Regions from separate parts of the Homo sapiens genome. Here region 1 is linked to region 2. The links are chromatin loops, found by intact Hi-C in ENCODE. Cell type or tissue: Caco-2. All regions are shown on one strand. Each heading gives the region's core, and the rest is flanking DNA. Links, peaks and the distances in the headings are about the cores only.

What was found. Hi-C counts contacts between places; a loop is a spot of excess contacts. Peaks named below come from ENCODE experiments on the same cell type or tissue, not always from the same donor. Only the 100,000 strongest peaks of a DNase experiment are listed, where the experiment ranks them.
Region 1: it touches region 2 in a loop (4-fold over the local background); 1 of 110 quality-filtered maps calls a loop at or near these places.

The regions. Positions count from the first base shown.
Region 1 is chr15:32,776,956-32,793,785 of GRCh38, reverse strand. The region is part of intron 19 of FMN1 (formin 1); the gene reads left to right. It overlaps LOC107984089 (a long non-coding RNA gene), which reads right to left and starts at 9,308. Exons shown (of 3, transcript XR_002957769.2): 1 at 9,112-9,308. RefSeq lists an enhancer at 11,465-12,028. In Caco-2, for the core only: no CTCF peak of the experiment used is centred there; no DNase peak of the experiment used is centred there.
Region 2 is chr15:32,693,191-32,710,020 of GRCh38, reverse strand. ARHGAP11A-SCG5 (ARHGAP11A-SCG5 readthrough) reads right to left here. Exons shown (of 14, transcript NM_001368319.1): 14 at 12,923-13,507. The coding sequence ends at 13,412. SCG5 (secretogranin V) reads right to left here. Exons shown (of 6, transcript NM_001144757.3): 6 at 12,929-13,507. The coding sequence ends at 13,412. Among named protein-coding and RNA genes, the nearest start is that of GREM1, 16 kb to the left of the region's middle. RefSeq lists a silencer at 9,199-9,493. In Caco-2, for the core only: no CTCF peak of the experiment used is centred there; a DNase peak (open chromatin) is centred at 9,360.

The DNA of each region.
Region 1 (16,830 bases), core at 5,159-13,158, 84 kb before region 2:
TATGTAGTTAAATGACTTGTATTCATTTAACCACTAAAGAGCTGCTTATTTTTAAAAATCCCTTAATAATACAATCACCCCCTAATTAATTGTCAAAACTTTGAATTTTCCTAAATCACATTTGAAAATGGTTCTGTGCAAATACACAAACAGTAAATGCCCCAAGACCTAACTGATAAACAACATTGTCATAATCACAAAGAACAGCCGGGCGTAGTGGCTCATGCCTGTAATCCCAGCACTTTGGGAGGCGGAGGTGGGTGGATGACCTGAGGTCAGGCGTTCAAGATCAGCCTGGCCAACATGGTGAAACCTCATCTCTACTAAAAAATACAAAACTTGGCTGGGTGTGGTGGTGCACACCTGTAATCCCAGCTACTCGGGAGGCTGAGGCAGGAAAATTACTTAAGCCTGGGAGGCGAAGGTTGCAGTGAGCCGAGATCGCGCCACTGCACTCCAGCCTGGGCAACAGAGTGAGACTGTCTTTAAAAAAAAAAGAAAAGAAAAAAAGAAATCACAAATAATAAAAACTGCTTATTCCCCAAGCAATAAATTTAAAACTACATCTGCAAAATTAAAAATATGCCATGAATAAGGAGAGAGGATAAACTAAAAAACTGTAAGAATTATAGGATCATTGGTTTAAAAAACTATACACACCTCTTGGCCCTCTCTCTGAAAGCATCATTCCGTCTCCTTTTCCCTTCTAACTTCTTTTAAAAGAATGATTTACGTTCATTTCCTTATTTCCTTTTTCGTACCACACACTCCTTCCTGTCTCAGTAAGGATAACGTCTTGGCTGCCATAACAGAGGCCAAAATAACTGTTGCTTAAACAAAGGAAAAATCAATTTTCCTCATGTATAACAATCTGAATGCAAGGAGTTTGGATGTCAGGAACCCAGTTTTCTTCTCTTTTGTGGTTGCCGTCCTTAAGGTAAGGTCCTTATTCCCAACGTGTAAGGGGGCACACGTCAGGTCTACTGCTACCATTGCTGCTGAGTTCCTGCCAGTGGGAAGGGGACTGCACAACCTTTCCTTTTAATATTAAATAGCATGAGCTGGAAGGTGCACACATCACTTCCACTTTATCCCATTGGACAGAACTTAGTCTCATGGCCATACACAAGGGAGACCAGGAAATGTAGGCTTAGCTGGGAGCCATGTCCCTGCTAAAGACTCATGGTTTCCTTTACTAAAGGAAGCAGGAGAACTGCATATTGAGATTGTTACTAGACTGTGTCACATTTCCTAACTGAAATCAGATGACTCCTTCTAACTAATTCTTTGCCACTGCTAGTTTTTTTGGGTTTTTTTTGTTTGTTTGTTTTATTTTGTTTTGAGACAGAGTCTTGCTCTGTCGCCCAGGCTGGAGTGCAGTGGCGCGATTTCGGCTCACTACAAGCTCCACCTTCCGGGTTCATGCCATTCTCCTGCCTCAGCCTCCCAAGTAGCTGGGACTACAGGCGTCTGCCACCACGCCCGGCTAATTTTTTTTTTTTTTTTTTTTGGTAGAGACTGGGTTTCACTGTGTTAGCCAGGATGGTCTCAATCTCCTGACCTCGTGATCTGCCCGCCTCGGCCTCCCAAAGTGTGCCACTGCTAGTTTTTGACACCAATGGTAGTTTCCTCCATCTCGAAATGCCTCGTTGCTCTGATAATATATTGGGTCTCTCTGCGAAGGTGACTACTCCCCTTCTTCATCTCCCTCCTTAGTTCCTCTGTTTCTTCTGTTCCTTAAGTGTGGGCCTTCCCCAAGGTAAATCTCAGTGTTCCTCTTTTCTGCTCTATTCTCTGTTTTGTTAGTCCCAACTATTTTCACAGCTTCACCTATCACCTCATTGCCAAGGCCTCCCAAGTTTTAGACCTACATTTCCTACTGCACATTAAACTGTATACCCAGCCTTCATCTGCAATTCAATATGTCTCGGTTGGAAATTATTCCATCTCAACTAAGGCCTATTCCTCTTAGGCTCCCTAACTTTCAATTGCAACACTATCCTCCTCCTATTAGCAAAAGGCAGGCTGGAATGAGAATTATTTTTACTGCTACAAGATTTATTTTTCATCTATTTCTGACTCTTTATAGTTTTGCCCCCTTAATGGTGATTGTTCTTTACCCTGTATTTGAGGTGTCTCTGCTCTGATTCAGGACTCTATCATCTCTCACTTGGATTATTGAAACATCCTTCTAACTCTTCTCTCTGCCTAGAGGTTTTCTATTTCCTCTTGAAGTGTCCCTGAATATTGCATCCAATTATCTTTCCAAAACAGAATTTAGATCATAGTTATCTCTTTAAACATATTCTGTGGTTTTCCATTGCTCATGAAATAAAGGAAAGATAATTAGCCATGGATGGTACTTTAATTTATTAATGTATTAAGTTGTCACAACAGCCCTGAAGGAAAAAAAAAAAAGGTTTATTGCTATTTCACAGCTAAGCATGAGAGAGTAAATGAATTTTCAATGTCATAGTTTCATTAATAAACAGAATGAGGATAAGAACCTAGGTCTTTTTTTTTTTTTTTACACTAAAGCTTGAGTTCTTTCAAGAACTTCATATTCTCTCCCAAATTATAGCATGGCCCTCTGAGAACCTGCCCTAAACTCACTCTTTAGCCTCATTTCCTATAGCCTCATCCCTCCCTGCACCTACTATGACCACTCACTGTCTCACACCTGCACTTTCTTTCCTTGTGTTCTCACTGGATAATTTCTTCATACCGCATTCCCCCCATTATTTCCTGCTGATCAAAATAGAGTCGTCTTTCAAGGGCTGCCTCCAGAAACCAGGTTCTGTAGAAATGTTCTGAAATCTCCCTTAATAAAAGAATTAGCTTTTCCTGTGGGCTCTGACAGCATTTTCTTCTTACGATCCTTTAGTATTTAATTCATTCCAACTTGTTATTTTAGCAGTTTATGTGTATCTTTCCACTTCTAGGACACAAGCCTGTTCTTTGCTGTGTCTTGTATGGTGCATTCTCCAGCGCACAGCTGGATATTGAAAGAGCATTGAAGATCTTGGCTGGTGTAAGAGTTTGGAGGAAGAAATGATCCAAAGGAAATGTGGAAGCTACAGGGAGCTTTGAGAAGACACTTAGCCATAATCAGGACCACCCTAAGCAGATAGTTTTAGAGGAGATTCAGAAGCCAGTAGGGCAGTGTTAGAGATCAGCAGCTCCCAAACCTGGCAGATCTCCCAAGTCACCTGGAGGTCATTGTAAAAATGTAAACAGATCCACTGAATCAGAATACCAGAGTGTAGAGTCTAGAAATCTGTGGTTTTAGAAACTCCCCACAGAGATGGCAGAGCAAGAACACATTTTGTGTTTAGTTTCCTTAATAAATGCCTTGGCTTCACCATCCTCTTGTTTACATGTACCAGGTAGGCTTTGGAGATCAGAGATTGACACCTTCCTAGTGATCCTTCAGCCAAGTTTAGAAACTCCTGGGCTCAGGTGATCTTGCAGTTCTCTTCCAACCCTGACTTCCTGTGATTTTAAGTAGAAAATGAGCTGGGCATTGACAGCAGATGAATTTGGCTACATAGACATAAAGAGGCGGACCTGGGTGACTGAACATGCGTTTGGAGGAATCATGCAGTGTTATTCCTGGGATCAGCCTAACTGCCTTCTTTTCTGTGCTTCCTCCTTTGAGTGCTTGGTCTACTCCAGTCTCTTGTGTATTTGCACATTCCTATAATATAAATTTGCAGCACTTAATTTAAACACGTAGAATCGTGTCACTTAACTAGCGGGATACATTGTGAGAAACGCATTGTTAGGTGATTTCATCATTGTGCGAACATTATAGAGTGTACTTACACAAACCTAGATGGTGTAGCCTACTTCACACCTAGGCTGTATGGCATAACCTAGTGTTCTTAGGCTGCAAACCTGTACGGCAGGTTACTGTACTGAATATAATTGTAACACAATGGTATTTGTGTATCTAAACATATCTAAACACAGAAAAGGTACAGTAAAAATACAGTATAAAAGATAGAAAATGGTACACCTGTGTAGGGCGCTTAACCATGAATGGAGGTTGCAGGATTGGAAATTGCTCTGGGTGAGTCAGTGAGTCAGTGGTGGGTGAATCTGAAGGCCTAGAATATTACTGTACCCTTCTGTAGATGTTATAAACACTGTACATTTAGGCTACACTAAATTTATTTTTATAATAAAGTAGTTGTGCCACAACATTATGGTGGCTATGACTTCACTAGGCAATAGGAATTTTTGAGCTCCATTATAACCTTATGGGACCACCATCATATATGAGGTCTGTCTTTGACCGAAATGTCATTATGCAGTGTGTGACTCTACTTTAAAACTACTATAATATTTACATAATGGTATAATCTAAAAATATTATGTCTCAAGTGATATACAGACTATGAAACTATTCTGGAAAAATTTATTGATCACATACGGTGTCCTTCATGAAGCTTTCTCCAATCTGTGTGAGCTATCGTATCTCCAGAATTTTGGGGGTTTACTGTATCTTCAGTTTTGTCATTTAATGATTTGGTTTTTTATTCATTTGGTTATAGGCACTTTCTCTTTTAGATAAATCATAGGCCCCTAGAAGATAATTACAATGTCTTGTACCACTTTGTTTTCTCTGTAGCACCTTGTTTTTCCATATATATAGTAGATGCTGAGTTAGTATTTGTTGAACAAATAAATAATCATTGTGTTTCCTTTTGCCATGTTGAAATTGATTGCAAGATTTGCTGTCTGCTGCTGATAGATGAAAAATCTTGTTTATTTGGGTTTTGGTGGTAGAAGTCCCTAAATGTATCCCATATGGGTTGCTTTTGCCCAAGAATCTAAAATCTTAATAGCTTTGTTAAAGAGAATAGACATGTTCAGAACAAGAAAGATTAGTTAATGGAATAAAACAATCGCCAGCTCTGTTCTTGACTGTATTACTTTCAGTTTGTTTAGAAAAAAAGAAGGAAGTGGAGATCCTTTGGATTCATGGCTATGCCAAGCCTCAAACCTCTTTGGAGCTCAAATCAAAACCTTAGAGAGCATCTGTCCGCACTCCATTTCCCTAGCTTGGCAGAGAACAATGGAAACCTAAAGTATGTCTCCTTCATTCAGCCTAGAATATTTCTAAATTACTTATCTGTGGGACTCCTGACAGCTCCTGCCTTGGGCAGAGATGCAACAGGGGGCTGCCTGGGTAGAATGATTTGAGGGGCGCCAGAGAGACTCCTTACTCCAGACAATCTTCCCTGTTTCCTCACCCTTTTGTTCCAGTCACCCATGCAAACAGGCTCTCAGTGCTAGTTTTTGGTGAGACTCAGTAGGTGGTAGAGGTTTCAAAACCAAAAGGGGGAGCTTGCATCTGCTAGCACATGCATGTCTTCATTATCGGGATTGGAAATGTCTTCCAAAGACTAATGCATTTCAATTAAATTTGCAAATTTATGACACAGGGCTGATTTCAGTTTTCAAACTGTCTCCCAGACTACTCTCCCTAAATGAGGAAATGAATGCGATGCTGTTACCTTTCACTCTGCACCTAAATCGCCGGGTCGGCTCTGGGTGTTATGTCTACTAAGTGCAGAGTGATTGGCTTTAACTGATCATGCATTCCAGGGCAAGTCCAGGGCTCCCCAACTTCAACTCCCCTGTGTCCTGGGGGAGAAGCTCTGCAAACGGAAGAGGACTTTGTTCTGCAATTAATCACTTGAAGTCAAAGTATGTTTGGGTATACAAGTGATAGCTCACAAAAACTATGAAGTGGCTGATCTGTGTAGCTGGTGAAATGCATGCAGTCTCTAAGAGAAGTTTTTTACTTTTAAATAGGAAAATATCTTAGGAATAGAGTAGGGAAAATTGTCAGATTTAGATTTGACAAAGTACACAATTGGACAAAGTAGAAGTGATATGCTAATTTATCATGGAATAACTTTTTTTTTTTAAGAGACAAGGTCTCATTCTTTTGCCCAGGCTAGAATGCAGTGGTGTCATCATAGTAACCTCCAATTCCTGGGATCAAGTGATCCTCCTGCCTCAGCCTCCTGACTAGTTAGGACTACAGACACACATCATCATGCCCAACTCATTTTTTAAAAAGCATTTTTTAGTTGAGAGGGTCTTGCTGTGTTGCCCAGGCTGGCCTTGAACTCCTAGCCTCAAGCAGTCCTGCCTCAGCCTCCCAAAGCACTGGAATTACAGGTGTGAGCCACCATGCCCAACTGGAATAACTTTTAAAGGCTAAATTCTGGTGTGTTAGGAGCTAAGCCTAAGATTACTTTCTGCTGGTATTCTTACTTTCCTGCTGGTCTGTTTTATCATGGCTGCTAGTGAAACTGACCTGGGAGGCACAGGAGGTGGTCGGTGCCAGAGCGGTCAGGGCCGAAGGTCAGACTCTGAAGAGAAAATGAGCATGGAAGAGTGTGTCTGTCTAAGTATGTGGCCTTGTTGGCCTGCCTGGGATAAATGAACTTGGGGTTACCCATTCTTTCTTACTGTTTATGGCTCTTTTCTCTTAGTTTTATTTTTCTACCCTTTGGAAACATTCCACATAGCCTAGTCAATGATGTTTTCATCAGCTGCTGCAGCAAGGAAAAAATTTCCCTTTAAATTGAGAAATTAATGAGTTTGTTGTTGTTTTTTTCTTACAGTAGGGAGTGACTTTACTTATTTCATTGACTTTTATAGCAGTTAACCTCGTGCGATAGTTATGTCAGGAATTCAGAAATGCCTCGTGAGTGACTGTTGTCAAGATGGATAGAAATGAGAGTGGTCCTCACAGCCCTGGTCAGGTCTCTACGATCTCACTTATTTAGAATCAAAGTTGGACATTAGCCCGTTTTCGCCTGGAGAAACAATTTCGCTCTGGGAACTGGGGGCTGTACCTTGTATAGACTCGAGTAGTATCAAAAGACCTGAACAAACTATATAGAGTGGACAGAGCCTTACTTCTGATGTTCAGGCCACCAGGCAGTGGTTGGAGGGATGGCTGGACACAGCCATATCCCTCTGAAAGCATATTTAAAACAGCCCTTATGGCGTTAATACCATCTATGTTTCAGGTAAGCCTAATGAGAAAAAGATCAAAACGTTGCCCTCAATCTTCTCTATTCAAAATGCCATAAACCATGTGATATTGAGCTTTCTGAGGCAAGGAAGCCATTTCCCTGATGCCCCAAAGTCTATATGTTATTCCTTGTGCCTTGGCCTGATGTGACTTAGTTCAAAGCTGCAAGGAGATCATGGCAAAGGAGTGAATATTCACTCCTTTTTGTATTTCATCCTTGAAGCTCTATATACCCCTTTTCTGACTTTTTCTTCTGAAGGGAGACCATAAGAGTGTCATTATTTGCTCATAGAAGCTGTCCCTGATAATGACTGGTAGAGCAAAGCTATATTGGGTAGTCAGACTGGTGAGTCATTTATTTTACAGGTGTGATCTACAGTGAGGGCCAATACCTTTTTTATACCACGGAAACCTTATTCACCATTCCAAAGGACCATAGGCCAGAATTGACTGAGCCAGTGGTAAAAATGTGTTTTTTGCATGTTCCTTTGTTTATCATGTTCGTCCATGTATTTCTGAACAGTCATGAGAATGAAGAGCTCTTGCATTTATTAGAGAGATTCTGAACTCCTGTCTTTACATTTAGGGTAAGTCCAGTGGTGCAGCAGCTTGGACCTTCAGTTTTTATCATCCTACTTTTTAGGGAACGTGGACATTTCCTGTGGCATGCTGACTTAAAGGCACATTACCTGTTGGCACACAGAGCATACCGTATCCATTTTTTAGACCATTTTTATCTTCTTTCTTTAGCAACGAGTGATATTAAAATCTTTTTTTAAAGAGATTCATATTATAGCTGGTCAGATCTCATGTGTTTCCCAAGATGCCTTTCATGAACCATATTCCCTCAATGTGTCTCTTTTCTTTGCCTTTGTCTGCCAATATTTCCAAAGCCATTAACTTTTAATGGCTTGGATCAAGAAACATACATGATCTGAGTCGAGCGGTGATTAATTTTAGTCACACTGTACTAGGTAGCTGGTAGGGCTTTCTTTTTAAAGCTAGTAGCATTAGAGGCCAAAAGTTTATTCCTCTGCTCCTGAAGTCACTTCTTGGTCCTGTTGTCTACAATACAAAAGCAAGTAATGTATTAACAAAAATGCCCTGATAGTATTACCAGATTGTATTTTCTGTACTGACTGAAATGAACCAATCATATTATTTAGGAGAATTTCTAACATATCACCCATAGGTGTTTAAAAGATAACGCTAATTTTCAGGGGCCAGTTACCTATTTTTAAACACTAAAATTAATTCCATAGGTTAGAGTGTAAACCCAAACCTGAACCATGATTTGAGACCTGTTGTGTCCAGACGCCAGTCATCAGCCTAAATTCCTTTTTTTCATTATAAATATAACTTAGCCTTTGTCTGGGCTTGATGGCTTACACCTGTAATCCTAATACTTTGGGAGGCTGAGGCAGGTGGATTGCTTGAGTTCAGGAGTTTGAGACCAGCCTGGGCAACATGGTGAAACCTCATCTCTACAAAAAAAAAAAAAAAAAAATATATATATATATATATACACACACACACACACACACACACACACACACACACACACGTACGTATACACACACACACACACACCCCTAGCATCATACTTAAGAGTTACTCAAAAGTTAACAGGTTGACAGTCTTGTTACAGTTCACACAGATACGTTGAATGGGAAAGAAAGGAAACGAGGATGAGCAGATGAACCCCCCTCCAAAAAAAGTTAATTGCAGTCACAGAATTAAGTTGGGAGAAGCCATAGGCAAGGTGTAATAAGATAGCTCTATTTAATTTTCATTCTGAAGCTATTAAAAGCAAAGGAGGCAAATAGACATTGGAAAGTTGCATAGGGCAGAAATCAGGGAACTCAAGCAAAATTCCAGAAAAGACCATAAATAAAATGAATCATAATGAAATGTGAGGCAATCTCTGCCTTTATGAGAGGGAAATAAATGGGTGCCCCACTTATTTCCACAGTCTGGTTCATCTGGATCTGTCCCCACTGTGCCTGTCTGTATTTGCCAGACACTGGTGATCTCACAGGCTTAGAACTTACCTGGAAAGTAATAAGCAGAAGAGAGTGGGAAAGCTGGCCATGTTGTGATTTTTGTAGATTTGATGTTTTACTGGAGCCCAAAATCTGAAATCTTGTGGTTATGGCTGTCAGAAGAATCATCCCCTTGGTCTTCTTAAATCAGTTGTCTACCTCTAAGATATTCATAGACAGTTCTTTAGGAAGAAGCTTTCTGTTGGCTTCTGTTGTCTTTCTCCTGAAGAGGAAGGTTTGTTTTGTTTTGTTTTGTTTTGTTTTGTTTTTCCCCCTAGGAGCTTCAAAAAGTTCTGTTAAAAAAAAAAAAGCAGACCTCTTTTTGTCTAAAAACATACATAAATCATCAATGTATAAAACAAAGTAAAGCTTTTCTAACTGAAGCAGAGCTTGCCAACATTGGCATCTGGAGGATCCCCTAATTCTGCCTCTTCTCCCTGAAACACCTTTGCTGAAGGTTAAAGCTCTTTGAAAAATAGTTTACAAACACTGCTCCAAACTATTGGATTTTCCAATAGTGAAAAGGAGTGTAAAGCAGCCTGAACACTCTTATCTGCCCCATTTCCTCCATATCTCATTTATCTCTTGATTGGCTGGTGTGCTCAATCCCTGTGGTCAAAAATAAAAGCACTTCTGTTATTACAAACTTCATAATGATTTCAGTATCTTCTGCCTTGTACAACACAAACCAGTGAAATACTGAATGTCAAAAGAATAAAGACTTGGTACTTCCTCAGTCTCACAGATGGCTAGATTCTGAAAATTGACTTGATTTAGCTGCAGCTGTATGCCTCTAACCTGTAGAAAGCCCACAGTATGCCCATAGGCTTTCCCAAAAGATGAGGCTATAACAGTGGGGAGCCTAAATCTCTAAATGGAAAGCCACGCCACTTCAACTATTTTTTTTTTTTTTTTTTTTTTTTTTTTTTTTTTTTTTTTGAAACAGAGTCTCGCTCTGTCGCCCAGGCTGGAGTGCAGTGGCACAATCTCAGCTCACTGCAAGCTCCCCCGACCCCGGGTTCACGCCATTCTCCTGCCTCAGCCTCCTGAGTAGCTGGGACTACAGGCGCCCACCACCACATCTGGCTAATTTTTTGTATTTTTAGTCGAGATGGGGATTCACTGTGTTAGCCAGGATGGTTTCGATCTGACTTCATGATCCACTCACCTCGGCCTCCCAAAGTGCTGGGATTACAGGCGTGAGCCACCACACCCGGCCAGGTTACAGTCAACTTCTACAGAGTCAAGACTAGGCAAGAACATCAGAGGACATGACTCACTTTCCCATCTTACACTTGTGTCTTTCCTCAGTAGTCTTTGGCAGCACTTGGTATTTACTGGGGCTCCCAATAACTCCTTAGGGAGCATATGCATGATAATGAGAAAGAGGAAAAGATAAAGTTTTCAAAAATTTTACTGAGACGTTTATCAATTGAGAATATATATTTTCTTTCTCTGATATGTTTGTTTGTTTCCTATATTTCCAAATTCTTTTGTAAGGATTGCCATATAACCTTTATTTTTTTTTGTTTTTATCAATTCAGGAGGTACATGGATTTGTGCAGGTTTGTTACACGGATGTATTTCATAGTGGCAGGGTTTGGGCTTCTACTGTATCCATCACCTGAAGAGTGAACCTTGTACCCAGTAGATTATTTGTTGACCCTCACTGTCTTCCCCACTCTCCCCACCCCCAGCGTCTGTTATTTCCCTCTATATGTCCATGTGTAACCACTGTTTAGCTCCCACTTATAAGTGAGACCATGCAGTATTTGATTTTCTCTTTCTGAGTTATTTCACTTAGGATAATGATCTGCAGCTCCATCTATGTTGCTGCAATGGACGTGATTTCATTCTTTTTATGACTGCATAGTATTTCATGGTGTATGTGATCCACATTTTCTTTGTCCAGTCATCTACTGATGGACATTAGAGCCAACATTTAGGCCAGAAACAAAAACAAGTCCACAAACAATGAGGAGGTTGAGCGTGTATGCAGCTAGAAACTGTCTAACCAGCAAATTTTCTTTGATTAAATGCAAAAAGCCCTTACCTCCTAAGTGGGAGAAATAAATTCCAGACTTGGGACAAAGTCACATAACCTCACTGAGTCTTAGTCTCCTTGTGGGCAAAGTAATGTGGATACTTTTAAGTATCTTGGAATCTATACATAAGATGACACGTGTAAATATTTAGCACATTTGGGTGGCCTTGAGTATCTTTTCTTTTTCCTTGTTTAAGACTTAATCAGCTAATCAGTAACTGGAACTACACTTCTAAATGTTTTTATAGTTTTTTCCCAAGGATAAATGCAAAAAGCAATCATTTTATAACTATTTACTAAACATTTAAATTGTTTAAGTCAGAAAAACAAAAGTTATCAATGCATGTCATTTGTCACGTAGATACTAAGAACTGACTTGAGCATGGTACAGTGCTGGGTAAAGGAACAAGGAGAGGTCCCAAATATGGATAAATCCTGCTCGTTGTCCCTAAGTCATTCCAATGGTTTAAGAAAAATAAGACACCTACTCAGTTCTAAGATGAAATGCCTTAAGTACCTTAAGAGAGGCACAAAGTGCTTTGTCATTTAAGAAAAGAGCAATTACTTCTGGCTAAGAGAGATGAAGGAAGCTTTCATGACTTTGACACTTAAGCTGTAAATAGAAGAATGGGAAGAATTTGCATGCATGGAAATGACTCAGACCGTCATTGAGGGAACAGTAAAAGCAAGATGCAAAGGTGAGAAAAAGCCATGTACAAAGAATGTAAGTCGTTTGGGTGGGTCATGGAACACGTGGAGTGAGGTGAAGGAAAAGATGCTTGATCAGTAATCACATATAGTATTTTCTTTAATTTTTATAGCAACAATGTTATTAGGTGTGGTATTATTCACACTTTAAAGAGATGAGGAAATTGAGGTTTGGGGGTTACATGACTTATCCAAGGATACTCAGCTAATTAAACCAGCATACTACGAATACAACAACAGATCTGGGTCTGAAAAGGTAAGATAAGTAAACTGGGTTTATAGCAGGGAGATTGTATTGCCAGTCCAAAAGCATAAGATTTTGAATCCTATGATACAGTCCAGGAATTGGCAGACTACAGCCTATGAGCCGGATCTGGCCCACTACCAGTATTTGTCAATAAAATCTATCAGAACATAGCATAGCCCGGTCGTTGATGCATTTTTCAGATGGCTGCTTTCCCACTGCAACAGTAGAATTAATTTATTGTCCAGTGCACAAGTAAGAATGTTGAATTCATTGTAACTAACGTGTGCATGTGGGCAGGGAGATGGGATTACTAAATGTGTGTTTTAAGCAAATTGTATAACATTAGCTAAATAAAGAGCTAAGCTACTCAGCCACTTACAGATGCCAACAAGTATGTGATTAATATTAAGTAAGATATTTTTATTTGAAGCATGGAAGAAAAAGCATATTTTTTAAATGTCTGAGTTGATAGATCTTTAAGTATTTACTATTTTGAAGATTTTTTGAAGAAATTTTAAAAATAAAAATATAAAAGATAGCATATCACACCCATATTCCCACTACCTAGAATTATAACTATTAACATGCATCATATATTCTTTAAGATTTTAAGTTTAAAAATGAAGTATTACAGATAAAATGAAATTCTACTTGGCATATTATTGCCAGTGTCATTCTCTTCCCAGATCTTTCTAGCAATAACCTCTATCATGAAATTATTGAGTATCTTTCTAGTCTATTTTGAATACTTTCATATGTGTGTATCCATATATAAATACAGATAGATGTCTGTATGTATGGGTTCAATTTAAAATTATACGCACAGTGTAGCATACTGCATGCAAAGTAACAATAGCAGCTTACATTTATTCTGCTATTACCGCCTGCCTGGAGCTGTACTGCTGATACAGGACCCCACCGGTTACCCAAAGCTAGCCTTTGGGTCAGGGGTTTCCTCACTATAGTCCCTTCTGTGGTTGCCAGAAAGATGTTACAGGAAAGTGGTCCCAATCCAGACCCCAAAAGAGGGTTCTTGGATCTCACACAAGAAAGGATACAGGGTGAGTCTGTAGAGTACAGGGAAAGCAAGTTTATCAGGAAAGTAAAGGAATAAAAGAATGGCTACTCCATAGGCAGAACAGCCTTGAGAGCTGCTGGCTGCCCACTTTTATGGTTATTTTTTGATGACATGCTAAATAAGGGATAGATTATTCATGCCTCCCTTTTTTAAGACCATACAGGGTAACTTCCTGACTATTGCCATGACATTTGTAAACTGTCTTGGCACTAATGGGAGTGTAGCAGTGAGGACGACCAGAGGTCACTAGGTGGCCATCTTGGTTTTGGAGAGTTTGGGTCAGCTTCTTTACTGCAACCTATTTTATCAGCAAGGTCTTTATGACCTGTATCTTGTGCTGACCTCATGTCTCTTCCTGTGTCTTACAATGCCTTAGTCATCTGGAAATGCAGCCCAAAAGGTTCCAGCCTCATTTTACCCAGCTTCTATTGAAGATGGAGTTGCTCTGGTTCACATGCTTCTGATACTGTCTCAGTCCTCTTATTGATCCTATGTAGCATGCACTATTACTGTCATGTTTTTTAGGAAATAAGGCACACAGAGAGTTCCCTTGTGCAGGGTCACACAGTTAATAAGTGATAGGGCTGAGAATTAATTCTGCAATCAGGCTTTGGAGCCTGAGCTCTTGACCATCATCACAGATGGACTATTCACTGTATCACTGCAGGATTCTTCACTCTCAGTATCATGCCTCTGATTCCTGTGATTTTTGAATTTGTAGATCTAGTTCATTCCTTCTCACTGTTATACCCTATTCTGTTGAATGAATACAGTACATAAGCAGCATTGCACATTGCATGGTGGTTAAGACCTATGAAATGGGAATAGTAGAAGTTCCTATCTCACAGAGTTGTGAAAATTAAGTTTAATTCAAATACAGTAGGTAGAACAGCACCTGGTACAGATTAAGTACCCAATAAATGTTAGTTGTTATTTGCTATTCTCATATATCACCCTGTTGAACCTATTCATTAGGTTGTCTGTAGTTTTTCTTGATTGCATATATTGCCACAGTGAAAGCTCTGTGTCTGTTTATAATTCTTTTTGGTATCTCCCTACAAGAAAACTTGATGGCTCGTAGAGTGTACATGCTTTCAGTTTTACTTGATATTGCCAAACCCAACTAGACCAATTTCTTCTCCTTAGTGCACTGTGTGGCACTTCCCATTCCCCTGCATCCTCACAAACAGTTAATATTGTCTAATTGTTTACATTTGCCAACCTGATGGGTAAGAAATACTATCATGCTGAATTAATGAATTTTTAATAAGTTGTATTGAGATAGAATTTACATATCATAAAATTCACCCTTTTAAAGTGTACAATTCCATACACATTAGTATCACTTCACTACACAGTGGTTTTTAGTATGTTCACAAGGGTCTACAACCATTACCTCTATCTGATTTTAGAGGAAATCTTTGACTGGTTAGCAATAACTCCCCATTTTCCCCAGCATGGGGAAACCCATAGTTTTGCTAACCTACTTTCTGTATGGATTTGCCTGTTCTGAACATTTCATATAAATAGAGTCATGTGTTTTTGTGATTGGCTTCTTTCACTTAGCACAATGTTTTTGAGGTACATCCATGTTGTAGCATGTATCAGCAAATTCATTCCTTTTTATGGCTCAGTAGTATTCCATTGTATGGATATACCACATTTAATTTTTCCATCAGGTGATGGAAATTTGGTTGCTTCTACTCTTGATTACTATAAATAGTGGTTCTATAAACATTCATATGCAAATTTTTATATAGACATCTTTTCAATTTTCTTAGTTATAGATATATTTATGTACCTAGCAGTAGAATTGCTGGGTCATATGGTAATTCTGTGCTTAACGTTTTGGAAAACGGCCAAACTGTTTTCCAAAGCAACTGTGTAATTCTACAATCACATCAACAGTGTATAAGGGTTCCAGTTTCTTCACATCTTCATCTCTAGTACTTGTTACTGTCTTCCTTTCTGATTCTAGCCGTCCTAGTGGATGTGAAGTGGTATCCCATTGTGGTTTTGATTTGCATTTTCTGATGACTAATGATGTTGAGCATCTTTTTACGTGCTTATTGACCATGTGTATGTCAGCTTTGGAGAAATGTCTATTCAAATCCCTTGTCCATTTTTAGAGGAGGGGGTATAATTTGTCTTCTTATTTGAATTGTAAGAGTTCTTTCTGTGTTCCAGACACAAGTTTCTATCAGGTATATGATTTAAAAATATTTTTCCCATTCTGGAGGTGGAGGTTGCAGTGAGCTGAGATCGCATCACTGCACTCCAGCCTGAGCAACAGAGCAAGACTCTGTCTCAAAAAAATATATATATATATAAAATATATATTTCTATATTATACATATATGTATTATATAATATATAAATAAATGTATTATATAATATATAAATAAATGTATTATATAATATATAAATAAATGTATTATATAATATATAATAAATGTATTATATATTATACATAATATATAATAAATGTATTATATATTATACATAATATATAATAAATGTATTATATATTATACATAATATATAATAAATGTATTATATATTATACATAATATATAATAAATGTATTATATATTATACATAATATATAATAAATGTATTATATATTATACATAATATATAATAAATGTATTATATATTATACATAATATATAATGTATTATATATTATACATAATATATAATGTATTATATATTATACATAATATATAATGTATTATATATTATACATAATATATAATTAATGTATTATATATTATACATAATATATAAATAAATGTATTATATTATACATAATATATAAATGTATTATACATAGTATATAAATGTATTATACATAATATATAAGTAAATGTATTATATATTATACGTAATATATAAGTAAATGTGTTATATGTTATACGTAATATATAAATGTGTTATGTTATACGTAATATATAAATGTGTTATGTTATACGTAATATATAAATGTGTTATGTTATACGTAATATATAAAGTGTTATATGTTATACGTAATATATAAAGTGTTATATGTTATACGTAATATATAAATGTTATGTTATACGTAATATATAAATGTGTTATATGTTATACGTAATATATAAATATAATATATAAATATACGTAATATATAAATATAATATATAAATATATTTTTTGAATGGAAAAAAACCTACAGAATGAAAAATACATATATTTATATTTTCCCATTCCGTAGGTTATCTTTTTTCCCATTCTATAGGTTATCACATCTTAATTGATGTGAATTCGTGAATTTTAGTATTTGTAGTTTCACATTTCCTCAGAACTTCATTCTTCAAAATCATCTCATTATCTGCTAAGTGGATCACAAGCCGGATAACACTGAAGTAAATAATGCTCTGTGCACATAGTACTCCATCCATCAGAAACTACCACATTGTTCACAAAAACAGGCTTCAGCTGGTGAAGAAAATTAAATTTTGATAAAGCAGAGAAGCCTTCACACCTAATTAGGATTTGAATTTAATAACAAGCATTGAAAAAACATTTCAGTATTTTCAAATTGCTGATGGATTAATTCAAAAGCATTTGGGTTTATGTTTAACCTGCCTTAACTCTTTTCTTCTTTCCTTTTCCCTCTTCCTTTCTTTTC
Region 2 (16,830 bases), core at 4,894-12,893:
TCCAAATTTAAATCTCTTTTCAATCTTGGTTCCCTCTCCACTCTTCCCTTCGTAGCGTAATAGGTTGGATCATCTGGAATACGATTTCTCATTCCTTTTTAAAAGAAAGATGAAAAATGTAAACTGTGGGCTCCTCACTGCTTATGTCAGAGCAATACATGTGTGCTTTATATAAACTAACCATTTGTCTATTAATGTTTGCAAAGAACTCCGTAGACATGAGGCATTTGGGACACACTCTCTGGAGAAATGTGGTGCCTTTGGAGAGAGGATCAGAGAAGGAAGAAACCAATAGTAAGAGAAATTCCTTTATATGCACATGTATAATAAAATGTGAAAGAAAATCTACCAGTTGAGCATCGAGCTGCATTTTCCCTTAGGTTGAAAGTTAGCCAGTAGGAAGGAAACCTTTTCAAGGAGACTAGGTAACCTTGCCTGCAGTGTTTGTTTCTACACTCTGTTTTACTTGTTCGTGTGACAGAGAAAGAAAACAAAGCTGATGGACTTTGGACTGGACAATGTAGCAGTGTGTCCCCAGATACCAGCTTCCAGATGATCTCTCTTGGGTCTCCCAGATGGAGCAGAGGGTTTCTGGTGACTCTGGTCACTGCATCAGCCAGAGCAGACAGGATCTTAGAAGCTCCCAGGTGCACATATCTGCCTTTCCACGTCGCCACGATTTTGTAGGAAAGTGGCTGAGCATGGGATAGGCCCTTAAAGACTGTAAAGTGTGATTCTTGGTCATGTGGACATTAAGCCAAAGTAGAACAACTTTCTGAAAAAAAAAAATCGTAATGATTTTTGCAGTGCTACTCTGCTAGCCAGAGTGATCCATGGATGTCTGTGGAATAATTAGGATGTACTTCCCCTAGAGAAATGTATGTGCTGGTCTCTTGGCACGAGCAACTCCAGAAAGTTTACCTAGCCAACACCTCAGGACACTAGCCAGAACCCCTCGTTATGTTTCCACTCTTCCAACGAAGGAAGAAAGAAAAAAGGGAAGGAAGGGAGGGAAGGAGGGAAAGAGGGAGGGAGGGTATTGGTTCTTTTCAATAAGAAAGACAAATTATTTCAGATAACAGCAGCTTCCCTTAAATGGTATTTAAGCTTTAACTCTATAGTCCTAAATATCTATTTTAACAGCAGTGATTACTATGTGAGCTCTGCACTGTCAATCTAGAGAAAAGAATCTTGCCACTAAGAAGAATTTCAAGGTGAGAGTTCGCTTTTAATACGCACATATAACACAGACATTCAATTGCACACATGTAGAAAAGAACATGAGAGGAGTGCACAGCTGAGTAGCAAGCATCCACTCCTGCCCCTGGTGTTCAGTGCCAGCCTGATGGTCTCCAGCTAATGTTCTCTGTGCACATGCAACATTTGAGCCCAGCAGGAGCTGAGCACATACCACAGACCACCATGTTCACACGTTTGCTCTTGCTCCTCCCTCCCCTCAGAAGTTCCCACCCTTCTCTCTTCTGGTTGAATTCCTACTCTGACCTCAAGCCTCCTTCTCAGAGCCTTCTGCCTTTTCTATTATTCTTGTCATATTTTTCCTTTATTGTAGTTACATGTATGCTGGACACATCTTCTTCAATGAAATGTAGACTCCTTGCATGGAGAAAGTGTCTCCTTCCTCCTCTTTGAGTCCCTGTGGCCCTAGCACAGGCTGAGTTGAATCGTAACTAAAGTGCTCCAGGTCTCCTCATCATTTCCCCTGCTGTCTTCTATTTTTATCCCGTCACCTGTAGGAACTGTGTCGGAAGAACTAACTGCTAGAGTTTCTCCAAAGTGTCGCGGCCAGTGGCAGTCCAGTAGCTGTCTTGAGTCCATCCTGACTCTTCGCGGCCCATCCCCAAGTCCAGGTCACGGTCATTTCTCACCTAAAAGGTTGCAATTGCTTCTTTATTGCTCTCCCCACTTTCACCGATGCTGACCCAAAGCCACTGGACACTTCTTCTTTTTTGTTTTTTGCTTTTTTGTTTGTTTTGTTTTGTTTTGTTTTTTAGATGGAGTCTTGCTCTGTCACCAGGCTGGAGTGCAGTGGCGCAACCTCAGCTCTCTGTAACCTCTACCTCCCAGGTTCAAGTGATTCTCCTGCCTCAGCCTCCCGAGTAGCTGGGATTACAGGCGTGTGCCACCACACCCGGCTAATTTTTTTGTATTATTAGTAGAGATGGGATTTCACCATGTGGGCCAAGATGGTCTCAATCTCTTGACCTTGGGATCCACCCTCCTCGGCCTCTCAAAGTGCTGGATTACAGGTGTGAGCCACTGTGCCCAGCCTGGACATTTCTTAACTTATATACTAAGCCATGTCCTTCCTTTGACTAACGCCCTTTCTTCCTGGCTCTTACCAAATTTTTAAATTATGCAATTTGTAGATTTGCTTGGTTTTTGTCTGTTTCCTCCGCGTGCCTGTAAGCTCTGTGGGGGCAAGAACCGTCTTTGTGTGGCTCACTGAATCCCCGGCCTCTACATGGCACTTGGAGTACATAGATGCTCCCAGACCTTTGTTGAATGAATAGATTAAAAGTGCAGCTGTTCTTATTTTCCTTCCTGTTATAACCCTTGCTCTAGCCCCCTTTTTGCCTTGCTTCTGTTTCTGATTTCTCCTCCTTCATTTTTTTTTTTTTTTTTTTTTTGAGACAGGCTCTTACTCTCACCCAGCAGGCTGGCGTGCAGTGGTGAGATCACAGCTCACTGTACCCTTGACCTCCTAGGCTCAAATGACCCGCCCACTTCAGCCTCCCAAGTAGCTGGGACTATAGGCACACACTAATTTTTGTATTTTTCGTAGAGATGGGGTCTCACCATGTTGCCCAGGCTGGTCTCGAACTCCTGGGGGCAAGAGATCCACTCATCTTGGCCTCCCAAAGTGCTGGGATTACAGGCATGAGCCATTGGTGCCTGGCCTGGTTTCTGCATTTTACCTGGAACTCATTGGAGAACTGAAACTCAAGAGCCTCAAAATCTACAACTGAGCCTAGGGGAGCCTCAGTCCTTAGTTTTGTCGTGGAATCAGAGAGCACATTCCTGTGCTCCAGGTGCCCCACCCACTGAATAACAGCGGAGGCAATGATGGCACTGACTCACTCTGGAAACTGCAACTGCACCCCGATAAGTTCTCCCTGTAAAACCAGTCACAAGATGACATTCCTCAGACCCCAAAGAAGTGAGTAAGTTTTATGGCCTGTGTCAGGGTAACATGCACTCTGCTAAAAATAACATGGTAAAATTTCCTAAGAAATAAATAATGCACCATTACTTTGTGTTTCTGGGAAACCTTAAGGATTTGTTGTAGAAAGATATTTTAGTTTTCTTAGCCTGGTGAAAAAGCATGCAAAGGAAAAAGTCATATTGGATAAGAGAAAGAATATTTGGGTATGTGGCCAGGAATGATGCACGTTTTGCCACTTATTTCTTTTACGTTTTAATCTTTTTGGAAACAGAGGCAAGTAACTAGCCAAGTACATTTGAAGGGCATCCATAGTTCCAAATGCCTCTCCCTTTACAATTTATTGATGAAGGACTAAGTAGCTCATCTAATTCATCTTGAGGAGATAGGAAAATGCTTATGGCAACAGCATTTTATCATGGTTGTGAGGCTTCTGAAAACATAATTCCAAACGATAGGAATGGTTTGCAGAGCCATCTGGGAGGAGATGGGCTGATTAGGAATGTCTGGGGCCTTAGAAATAAATTCAGGTGAAGTCGAAGCATGTTTTTCAGATCTGGTAGATTTTTGTGAGACTATTTATGGCTGGGTGTAGTTTAGCAGGCTTCTCGTAGAGCAGTGGAGTCCCTGTGTTCTACAACCTTCCCTCCGGGGCTTTTGTATTCACCCATTCTCACACCATTTCTGGTTGCAATTGTGTGCAATGTTTCCCCAAATTCACTGTGTATCAGAGTCACTGGAGAAACAAAACAAAACAAAAAATTGATCCCCAGAGCTTGCTCTAGACTACTGAATCAGAATTTCCTGGGCCAAGAATCTGTATTTTTACAAAGCTCTCCAGATGATTCTGATAAGCAGCCAGGTTTGACAATCACTGGTGTGGTGGAAAGAATTCTGTTTGCATCTAAGCTCAACCACCAACTACCTAAGCAACTTTAGAGATGGCAACTCTTGGGCTATCAGGAAACAGAGAAAATGATGCCTATGTCACAGGGTTATTGAAGAATTAAAGGAAATTACATATGTGATCTATCCCAATGCAAATTTAGTAGGCTGCGTTAGTTAATACTCTGCTGATGACCTAGAAGCTTAAAAGAGTTTTTTTCTCTAAAAAAGTGTTTAGCTTCCTCTTCTGTGTTTGATTCCTTATGAAACTTGGTTTCCCCTTTCATCAGTCACCAAGGATCAGGCCATATGTAGATGAATCATAATACCATTATGCCATGTGTTCTAAGAGCCTTCCAAGTGCATTGCTGCAAGAAAAGCTCAACATTTAATGTATATTGTTTTTCGATATCTCTTTCCAAATTGCCAGTACAATTTCCATTCCTGGGAAATTACATAGACATGTCTGGATCCAGTTCTTTTATCTTTGCATTTCCAACTGCTCTGTTTTCCTTCTTTCTTCCCATCAAATTCTTATATTTTGACAGTTTTAAGACCAGCTCTTCCTTGATCCTTTCCTTCCTATAATATATTGAATTGAAGTGAGCCCATTTCCCTTAGTGAGCCTTCTCTCCAAACACAAAATACTCTGAAGTTCAGATTCTCCTTCTGTGAGTGGGTTAACATCACACAAAGTTTGTGGTTTCATCCATCATAAACAAGAGTGTTTTACATGAACTCTGTTTCTTGTCTCCCAAGAATCACAGAAAGGTTGGGGCAAAGTGAAATAAATTTTCAGAAAGAAAAGTTACTTATTAAAAATAGCAGTGATAAAAATATGTAGATTGATTTAGTAGGAAGAATTCGTAAATTGTTTTAACTTAAAAGGAAACACTCTTGCAGGCATTCACAATGAATCAGGAGGAAAACACTTTGGCTTCTTCAAAAAGCTATTTACTCTCTTTGGTGTTCACAAAACATATCCAACAAAAGCCTTTTCTCTTACGATGCGAGGGAAGAAGGCAAATTGCATTTGGGAGCATCTGATCATACTTCACTCAGGAATGTTATGGGTTTTGGTTGTGTGCCCAGCTGATCTGAGCATATTAGCAAACATAGTAATAGTATTAGCTGCTGACAGTGTTTGGTATCAAACACATCCATTTGCAAAAATAGAAGAAATACTATATTCACATTTTCAATGCTCCCCTTTACTTAAATACCACAATGTGGTTTGAGTTGTGAATCTATTGAAGACATCTTTGATGAATCAACAGTCAAGGCATATGTAGAAAGTGATTTGGAAAATTTTTCCTGGGTTGTTGGTGGGGGAAGGGAGATAGTGTTGGGACATTTTCCATTCTCGTTCCTGCTTTTTCATTGGCCCCTGCCGCTTCCTAAGTCTATCTGCTGTTAAATGAAGATAACTCCCTCTCTCATACCCCAACGTCTCATCTCTCAGGGCTTTCTGGAGTACGACAGACTAATTGCAAAGAAATTTGACCTTCTTGGATAACTGGTGCCATCTAAATACCACGCGTTATTCCCCTGTCAGACACTCTAACGTAGGATGAGCCAGGCTGAAATCTTCCAAAAGCTGTGGAGGATAAATAAGCTCACATTCCAACTCAAAAATCAACAATAACAAAAAAGCCAAGCATAGTGAAAAATGATAAAGATCAGCCTCCGCTGTCACCTTTTTCATTCATACCATTGTACTTTTGGGGTCTATGTCATGGGGATGGTTCCTATGTCAATCCTAATGATAAAGCTTGAGTTTGGTTTACGTCTGTGCTGCGATTATTCATCTTCTTTCAAGCACTATTTCTTACTTTATCAACCAGGAAGGCGGGAAAAAATGATCTCTAAAATTCTACGGTTTTTCACTTTTCTCCTTTGGAGCTATTATAAGATAGTAAATTGATGGTAAAACTGAGATCAGGACAGCTGGGCTCTACTTTGAATTTTCATAGAGCTTCAGCTTACCTGGGTTTTGGCTATCCCTATATGGAAAATATAGATCAGTGGTCTTCAGCGTTTTTGGCACCAGGGACTATTTTTGTGGAAGACAATTTTTCCGTGGATGGCAAGGGGCATATGGTTTTGGGATGAAACTGTTCCACCTCAGATTATCAGGCATTAGATTCTCATAAGGAGTGTGCAACCTAGATCCTTCACATGGACAGTTCACAATAGGGTTTGCACTCCTATGAGAATCTAATGCTGCCACTGATCTGACAGGAGGCGGAGCTCAAGCCGTAATGTTCACTCGACCGGGGCTCACTTCCTCCTGAATGGCCCAGTTCCTAACAGACCACAGACCAGTATTGGTTGGTGGCTCAGGGGTTGGGAACCCCTGATGTAGCTGATACCTGACTCCTCAGGAGACAGGCTTTTGGAAGCAAACTGGAACACCAAATAGATGCACTCCCACAGATGTTGAAGTTGGAAGAGAAAGAAAAACATCTATTTTTCTGCTGCTGTTTCTGCTATGAGAGATGGTAGCTGCAGGCAGACTCACCATTCTTGTGTCAAGACAATGACTTTGGGAGTATCACACATCATTGGTAGTGATGTGGTGGTGGCAGTGACACCAACCACTATTTCCTGACCTCTGGATTCCAGCTATGTGCGTGACCTTGAACTGGTTAAACTGAACTGTGGATCCCTGCCTCATGCTCCTCCACTTCTTTAAATAATTTTGTAAGCACATAATTCCTTGCATTAAATCCCTTTCATATGGAAATATCCAGAGTAAAGAGTTTGTTTCTTGCCCTGAAATCTGATGAATTCTGAATTTGGCATCTAAATAGAGGTTTAACACAGGTGCCATATTGCAGGGAATTTCACATCACAGGATCTTCACATCAATATGATAAGGTAAGTATTACCTTTCCCATTGGTTACATGAAAGAACTAAGGTTTAGTGAGATGGAATTATTTGCTCAAGGCCACACAACTTGTAAGTCACAGAACCCGTCAAATGCAAATCTAATTACAAAGTTTTTGTATCTAACTACTCTGTTAAACTGTGATGCCATGGGATCAAGTGTGTAATAATAGTGTACAAATAGCTGAATATTTATGGTTGCAAATGTGCTTTAAACTCCATGAAGGAAGAGCCTATATCTTATACCTCTTTAGTAAGACTCCCCAGTCCCAGAATATAGCTCAGTATTTGGCACATAGAATAGATCCTTGATAAGTTACTGCTGAATGAATAAATGAATGGTATCGTGATGAGTCCTAACAAGGAAGGTGACACCTTGTGGGGAAGTCACTATAGTTTCCAAATGGGCTTTATTAAGATGCGTCTCACTCCTCAGGTGTTCAGTTGCCACTGCTAAAAGCCATTACAAATATTTTTGTTTCCTGTGTGTATAGTTATGGTTTCTGTTCAGAAGAATGGCTTATCAACAAGTTCTACTGGCACATAACATTCATCAAACAATAGAACATTCAGTCTATTAGGATGGGCTGTTAGGTTTTTCTAACTCAGCCCATCTTATAGCAGCTCTTTTCTAAAAGAGCCTTTCTTTTGCAACTTATAAGTTAATAAGTTTTTAAACCCAAATTCAAGGACATGGTTCTACAAGAATCTTTGCAAACACCCTGCCTTTACTTGTGGCCTTCAGAAGCCGATGTGTGACACCCATAAATGTCTTACCAACTTTCTCCATGGATTCCTCTGTGCCCATTTGGAATCAAGTTTTCTTTTACTATATAGTTACGATAATTTTCAGTGGCCCTTGCCTTCTCACGGGGCTTTCTGGCCACCAAATCTGCCATATTCTACACATTTTCTTTTAATTGCCAAACCCATGTGTATTTTAGCAGGAAATTTGATCCACATGTTTCTGATTCACCTACACTTAAGTCACCAGACAATTTTGGAAGAGCAGCCTGATGGCCAAAAAGGCTTGGTAGAGTCTCCTTTCCCTTTAGAAACAGAAAGTTGAGTATGTGAAGTACAAGCTCCCCGAATCTTGCCAGGACTGGGCTGTTGGTAAAACCCAGGCTTCAGGAGGCTTCAAAGAATACTACTTTCTCAAGATATACTCCTGGCTAGGTGTGCCAATTGACTTTCTAAATTATGTCCTGGAGCACTTTGAAAGTTGATGGCCTGGATACTTCCCTGACCCCTCCTTAGGACTTTCCTCCTACCCTCCAAGTTTGCTTCTCATTGAGTGGCCAATGTTTCCCCAGGTTTCTCTGTTCTAATCCCCAAGGCTGTTGCCACAGCACATGATACCAGTGAAGGGCTGGGATATGCCTTCTGCACTGCCCATGTGGCTTTCCCATGGTCAGAGAGGGAACACTGGTCGATGAAAACCCACAGCAGAACCCAATGCTCTGTCTGCCCACAGATCTGCCTTGATGGTGAGCAGGGCCGTCCCACGCATCTGGTCTGTCTCCCTAATAAATGAATCATGCACAACCGTCATGGTGTGCAGCAAACTGAGATATTTGGCAGGAACTCTGTGCCTTGACACTTCCTGAACTACCGACACTTGAGCAGTGACTCAGAAAAGAAGCGGGTAGTTCTACTGGCTGATTCTATGAAAGACTTGAGGGCCGGGCGCAGTGGCTCACGCCTGTAATCCCAGCACTTTGGGAGGCCGAGGCGGGCGGATCACAAGGTCAGGAGTTCGAGACCATCCTGCCAAACGTGGTGAAACCCCGTCTCTATTAAAAATACAAAAAAAATTAGCCAGGTGTGGTGGTGGGAGCCTGTAGTCCCAGCTACTCAGGAGGCTGAGGCAGGAGAATGGCGTGAACCCAGGAGGCGGAGCTTGCAGTGAGCCGAGATCGTGCCACTGCACTCCAGTCTGGGCGACAGAGCGAGACTCCGTCTAAAAAAAGAAAAGAAAGACTTGAGAACCATGTTCACAACTTCACATCAATCTGTAAATCCCACCAAAGTGAGAGGTAATTCCACCTTTCCCTCTGTACACAGTCTAAGATGATTTACCTTTTATGACGTCTTTAAAACATTCCATCATGCTCATTCATTCAGCAGTTATTATTGCCTTTGTTAGGCCGCGTGCAAGATATCAAGATAAAAAGAAAAATGAGACACAGCCTATGGCTTCAAGGAGCTTATAACCCAGTTGAATGAGGCACATATATAATAAGTAAACAAGTATTAGGTGTGCCAAATTAAGTTCAGCCCAAAGCTGCCTCCTTACATAGTGAAAGCTCGGCCTAAAGTTTTCTCTGTACATAGCAAACTGTAACCTAGCTGGATGTGTAAACAGGCTGTAACCTACTCTTGTGCCAATCACTGAGATTCGGCCAAAGGTGGCCAACTGTTCAAACCATGTTCAGATAAGGCAAACACTGAAATGTAACCAATACGGCTGTTTCTGTCCCTCACTTTTCGTGTACCTCACTTTCCTTTTGCTGTCCATCGGTTGTCTTCAACCACACGGCAGTGCAGAGTCTCTCTGAACCTGTTTTGCAAATTGCTCTTTACTCAAAGTCTGTTCAGTTTAATCTGTCTAAGGTTTCTCTTTTAACAGGTGGTAGTGTGGTACAGGGGAGAGTGTCTACTGTGGAGTCCCAGAGGCCTAAATTCAAGTTCCAACTCTGCCACTTACTAGTTGAGGAGTTTTGGTTAAGTCATGGAATCCGTCTGCCTCAATGGCTTCATCTATAAAATGTAGGGCGGGATGTTTAAATGAACAATGTATACAGAGCTTGTTATGTATATAGAGTAACTCTTATCATTATGCCCCGTTTCAGGGACTGTATGAAAGTATGCGTGGGGTCCCACAGGAACACAAAAAGGGATCATAAGAGAGAAGTAATTAACCATGTCCTCCCCTACCCACTCGCAGCTAGAAGAATGAGTTCCTCTAGCTGACAATCTATTTTATTTATTTATTTATTTTTGAGACGGAGTTTCGCTCTTATTGCCCAGGCTGGAGTGCAATGGCGCCATCACGGCTCACTGCAACTTCCACCTTCCGGGTTCAAGTGATTCTCCTGACTCAGCCTCCCAAGTAGCTGGGATTACAGGCATGCGCCACCAGGCCTGGATAATTTTTTTTTTTTTTTTTTGTACTTTTAGTAGAGATGGAGTTTCACCATGTTGGTCAGGCTGGTCTTGAACTCCTGAGCACAGGTGATCTGCCCACCTTGGCTGGATCACAAAAGTGCTGGGATTACAGGCGTGAGCCACTGTGCCTGGCCGACAATTTATTTTTAATAAATGTTCCCATTTTCCTGGCTCTCCTGTCCCCCTGGCCAAGGCAGTGGCACTTTAGTGATCACCATGTGATCCTGTGACAGATAGGGGATCTGGAGGGTTTCGTTCTCCAGGACCTAACCCTGTGGCTGGTATCTGTGAGATTTATATGTGAAGCCTGGTATCTCTCAAAGGTTTCAAAGGAAAGAGGAGGAGAAAAGATGTTTCTGCTATTCCTTTGTGCCTAGCTGAGTAAATAGGAAAGGTCCTCGTCGCAGCCTTGCCAAAGAAATAGAATTCTGTTCCAGGAGTCTTGGGAAGTGTGGAGTCAGGGTCATGCTGCTCCTCATTGTGTGGCAGTGACTGTGGAACTGTGGATCGAGTGGATGACTCAGTTTTCCAAGCTCATATCACCTCCAGGTAGCTGCCCAACCCAGACAGACCCCCAACTCACTGGCAGAAACACTTCCAACTCTGAATTGCTCCCTTCAGGACCTCCAGGTGTGTTCCGGAACACTGCATCTTTGGGTGTAAACACATTTGGAAGAGCCATCCCTAGAAGACTCAGCCTGGTGACCTGGCACGTGACTCACTTTGAAGGCAGTGGGAGGGGAGGATGGCTTTGCACAAACGCTGTAGGAAACACTCAACAATCTATTTTCTCTCTCCCAGTAGCAAGAACGGAGGAAATTCTCTTCTAGAATGACTCCATTGTAAACCCCTCCTCATGCTGTGTGACTGCTCTGAGGCTCCAGCTGGCTGTGTCCACAGTGGGAGTTCAATCAGGATGAATGGCTGTGGTGCTAGCACCATCCTCTTCTTTTGTTCTCCACATGTCTCTGGGGTGACTATAACCACCTTTCTGGTTTCAAAGATCCTCAGCTGGAGCATTGTGGGAAGACTGAGATAGGAGTAATGACCCTCTCCAGCCCACAGGCAAATCCCTCTGTCTGTGCTGCAGATGCCCAGCTGACTCCATTCAGAAAGAAAGGGCCTTTCTGAGTCTGTCTAATGGAGGTTCTCCTTGTCTCCTGCCTCTAAGTTTCCTATTTTTTTTTCCAGGAAAATCCCTTCTCCTTCCAGCCACTCTGACTTCACTATCTAGTTCATCACCACTAGCCCCAGCCAGATTTTCTCTCCCGTGGATCCCTCTGCTACTTCCCTAGCACCTTGGGACAACTCTTCATTCACCTTCCTTTTTGGCTTCCTCACATTGTCCACAGCCTTATGTAGCCTTATTCTACCTTGTCCAACATTGCTATTTCCAGGCCAGTTTTTTGTTGTTTTTTTTTTTTTTGAGACGGAGTCTCACTCTTGTCACTTAGGCTGCAGTGCAGTGGTGCCATCTCAGCTCACTGCAACCTCTGCCTCCTGGGTTCAAGCAATTCTCCTTCCTCAGCCTTCGAAGTAGCTGGGATTACAGGCATGCGCCACCACACCCAGCTAATTTTGTATTTTTAGCAGAGACAGGGTTTCTCCATGTTGGTCAGGCTGGTCTCGAACTCTCGACCTCAGGTGATCCGCCTGCCTTGGCCTCCCAAAGTGCTGGGATTACAGGCATGAGGCACCACACCTGGACTCCAGGCCAGTTCTTACCATGATCTACTCTTACTTTTTAACCATTAACTGTGGTTCTATTGTTGAATTTTTCAAATACATACAAACATAGAAATAAGAAGTGCAAGCCAGATGCGAGGGCTCATGCCTGTAATCCCAGCACTTTGGGAGGCCGGGGTGGGCGGATCACTTGAGGTCAGGAGTTTTGAGAGCAGCCTGGCCAACATGATGACACCAAGTCGCTACTAAAAATACGAAAATTAGAGGGTGTGGTGGTGGATACCTGTAATCCCAGCTATTCCGGAGGCTGAGGCAGGAGAATCGCTTGAACCCAGGAGGTGGAGGTTGCGGTGAGCTGAGATCACACCAGTGCACTCCAGCCTGGGTGATACATCAAGACTCTGTCTCAAAAACAAAAAAAAAAGCAACAAAAAAAAAGATATAAGAAGTACAATGAACTCCCAAGTACCCTTGACCCAGCTTCAACAGTTATCAGTGTATGGCCAGTCTTGATTATCTATATCCCCATTCCCTCCTGGCCCTCCACCTCATCACTACCACTGGATTATTTTAAAGAAATCCAAGACATCATATCATCTGTAAATAATTCAATATTTATCCCTAAGATATAAGGGCTCTTTTAAAAAAATAGCCATAATATAATACTGTGTAACACTTGAATCATACCAAAATATTCAGTTACTACTCAAACTTCCCTGACTGTCTGATCAATGCTTTTCTTTGAGTCAGGATGCAAATAAGACCCACACACATTATATTTGGCTCGTATGTCTCTTAAGCCTTTTAAAATCTATGATAGTACCCCACCATTTTTCCCTCCTATCATTTATTTGTTGGAAAAATCTAGGCTACTTATCCTGTAGAGACTCTTCATGCTGGATTTTGCTGATGATTCCCAATGGTGTGTTGAACGTATCTCAGTGTGTTGAATGCATCTCAGTTCTACCATCTGTAAAATGGGGATAATACCAGACCCATTAAGTTCACAGCATTATTGTTTGGATCATATACTATCATATATGTAGATCAGGTTGTTCTATTAAACAAAGAAATTGTTCTTTATAATGCTTTAAAAAGAAAACTCCATATGCCAATGCTTGCATTCATGTTTATTAAGACGCAGCCAAGTGAAATGTGTCAGCTCCTCCTCTTGAGTACAGCCTTCTTTACTGGTGTATAACAATGCCCAAGGGCTGGATGAACTACATAATCAAAATCAAATGACAGCTTTCTACAGACTTGGCCAAAATAGTACAACCTCAGACACCATTTTAAACTGCAAGAAATCTGAGCCTTTCATAGTCTTGCTTTTTATTGTTGACATTCACATTTTAATTTTTATGATCATTGCAGATTCACATTTTAAAAACCCAAGAAACAAAAAAGCTCTTATTCTAATTTAGCAAAAAGCAGAATCATCGGTGTGAAGACAATACACTATCTACATACAGCTGCTTTGTATCCATAATTATCTATGTAAGAAACATGCTGTCATTCACAGGGACTCCATTTACACGTGCACATAAGCCATGCTGAGGCCTAACAGGTAATGTGGGTTTTCGTCTAGCATCTTCTCTTTACTCTGGATCCTTATCCTCATCTGAAAAATGGGGGACAGACTTCTTTGCAACAACATTATCCAGTCTCTGTCCTTGTAGATATGGATTGACACTCTGAAAAACAAACAAACAAAAACCATGTGGTTTGGTGTTATATGTGAACATCAGATACAGACATCTCAGAAAAGAAATGAACAAGAATCGTTTCTGGGGCCGGGCGCGGTGGCTCACGCCTGTAATCCCAGCACTTTGGGAGGCCGAGGTGGGCAGATCACGAGGTCAGGAGATCGAGACCATCCTGGCTAACACGGTGAAACCCCGTCTGTACTAAAAATACAAAAAATTAGCCGGGCGTGGTGGTGGGTGCCTGTAGTCCCAGCTACTTGGGAGGCTGAGGCAGGAGAATGGCGTGAACCCGGGAGGCGGAGCTTGCAGTGAGCAGACGTCATGCCACTGCACTCCAGCCTGGGCGACAGAGCAAGATTTTGTCTCAAAAAAAAAAGAAAAAAGAAAAGAAAAGAATTGTTTCTGGCCTATTAGGTTAACAACAATGTAACCAGTGGCACCTACCAACTACCAAACAATTACTCCAGTGTACTAATTAATACCTCAGTGGCCTATGAAACATTTTCTGACTGATAGATGTCTCTAATTGTGTTTTTCACACAACTATAGAGCTCTTTATCAGATACAATGTGGTCTTTTTAAAAATTATTATTTTTGGTGCAAAGAAGTGCAGTAAACCACCTCATAAGTCCTTGCTACTAATTTAGATACCAAGACCCATAAGAAAGATAATTATTATTCTATGGCCCTATTTAGGTAGGAAGGGGAATCTGAAATGCATTAAATTATATTTTGCAAGAAAAACGTTCTAAAGGAGAAGAGTAGGGCCAAGTGGGAATTAACATCTGAAGACTGGTCCCAGATCATCCTGTTGCTGGGATTGATTCTTCCTCGCCAGTATTTTACTAAGGAGAATTCATTAGGGGCTCGAGTGATCATTTCCACCTTCCTTCAGTCAAATTCAAAAACTGAAGCAAAAAAGGAAGCTTCCGGGAAGGGTCCTTTGTTTTTGACTCAAGACTCCATACTCTGAAATCACTTTCATGTGTTGGTATTCTTAATGAGTAAATATTTTTCCATTCCTTCTCTAATACATATCTATTTATTGAGGTGTGGATTCGAACTAGTAATTGAAACTTTACAAAATAGTATTTAGCAAGCAGAAGAAAAATTCAAAAGTTTTGGAAGATGTTTGTTCATTGAAGTTGCCTTCCAATAATGGAACAAAAATATAAGAAAGAAGCTGTAGCCAGGCGCGGTGGCTCACGCCTGTAATCCCAGCACTTTGGGAGGCCTAGGTGGGCGGATCACAAGGTCAGGAGATCGAGACCATCCTGGCTAACACGGTGAAACCCCGTCTCTACTAAAAATACAAAAAATTAGCCAGTCGTGGTGGTGGGCCCCTGTAGTCCCAGCTACTTGGGAGGTTGAGGCAGGAGAATGGCAGGAACCTGGGAGGCGGAGCTTGCAGTGAGCCGAGATTGCGCCACTGCAGTCCAGCCTGGGCGACAGAGCGAGACTCCATCTCAAAAAAGAAAAAAAAAAAAAAAGAAAGAAAGAAGCTGTAGTTACAAACGATCAGCAATCCCTGTTGCATGCTCAATCCCCATGTATGAATGGAGTCTGTTCACAGGTGGAGCTCTCTTGCCCATGAAATAACCTGCCATGACTCTTGAAAGGTGAGCAGACATTCTTCAAAAGAGAAGGAATGAAACCTGAGTTTAGCATTTACAAATGTTCTTTCACATTCTGACTGCTAAACGCATGAATCGTGAAAGGTCCGACTCACTCTACAAAGATGCATCACAAAGTAGGTGAGAATTACAAAGTGAGCAATGTCCTCAGACACTTGAAAAGTGACATGCCACAAGACAACACCTTGCTGAGAATTCATCTTAGAAATATTTAAAATAATAAAAATTCCTTTTATCAATTACAGTGGTTTGGCCTACCCCAGGGGATCATATCAGAATTTTGTTTAGTAATATTTATTCCAAAAATTCTAATATGTTAAAGGAGGATATGAGAGGTTCAAGTTTATCAAATATGAGATTAAAAGGTTCATAAACTGTTTAAATAAGATCAATAGTAGAGCTCAAATATTAACAAGATACAGCTTAAGAGTTTAAAAGTTCACAGTCATTTAAAGGTAGATTGACATTTCATTTGTGAAGCAATGAGGAATTCAATTGGATTTGGGTGAGTACAAAAAGTTGTTCAAAGCCATATGGGGCTTGGTTGCAACTTTGAGGAGAATCTATCTCTCATGGGAGAAGTCCTGCCCAGACCTACAACATGCAAAGGTTGGAGGGGAGGGGAAAAATTAATGAGGAGGTAAAAAGAGGAATCAGGTGAACTTTTTTGATAAATATTTAACTGAGTATTGAATCCAGCACTTAGGAATAATAATAATGAGCTTTGGGTTTGTTTTTGTTTTGTTTTGCTTTGTTTTGAGATGGAGTCTCACTCCATTACCCAGGCTGGAGTGCAGTGGTATGATCTCGGCTCACTGCAAACTCCACCTCCCAGGTTCAAACGATTCTCCTGCCTCAGCCTCCCGAGTACCTGAGATAACAGGAGCATACCACCACGCCCGGCTAATTTTTGTACTTTTAGTAGAGATGGGGTTTCACCATGTTGGCCAGGCTGGTCTTGAACTACTGACCTCAGGTGATCCACCCTCCTCGGCCTCCCAAAGTGCTGGGATTACAGGCGTGAGCCACCATGCCTAGCTGAGCCTTGGCTTTAATTGTGCTCTGAAAAACTCAAGGCACTGCTATATTTGTCTTCTCTCACTTGGGCAAGAGATTGGGTAGGGCACACAGAGAACATGATTCCCATTTCACAACTGGAAGAACCACTGGGATTGGATCTTTGCTTACAATGTCCTCTGGAAACTCACAGCAGATGCTGAGCTTCACTGAAGGAAGACTTCATTGTTCAAAAAAGAAAGCGTATAGTTTCTTTATATTGATTCATGTACTGGGGGTGGTGGTGGGGCAGTGTTAATGTCTTTAATCAAGATGGGAACATCATCTGAGACCTCATGATGGGCAGGGCCAACGTGCTTCCTTATCAATCCAGAGAGGCCCATGGTTTATGGCATGAGAATGGGTCTTTGTAGATGCCCAAGAACAGGAAGAACTTGATATCTCTGGGTCAAAGTGACCCTTCTTTTCCTAAATTCTAAGCCTTTCCTATGTGGAGGAAATTGAGGCTAAAGTAAAATCCTTTATAGCATGTGTCTTAGCCAGCATTCTGAGTTTTGGTAATCACTAGTCTCACGGAAAAATGACCTAAATCGTGACCATGGTCATTCACTGAGTCAGGGCAGAAGGAATGGTGGGCCAGGAAGTAGAGACAATTAAAGT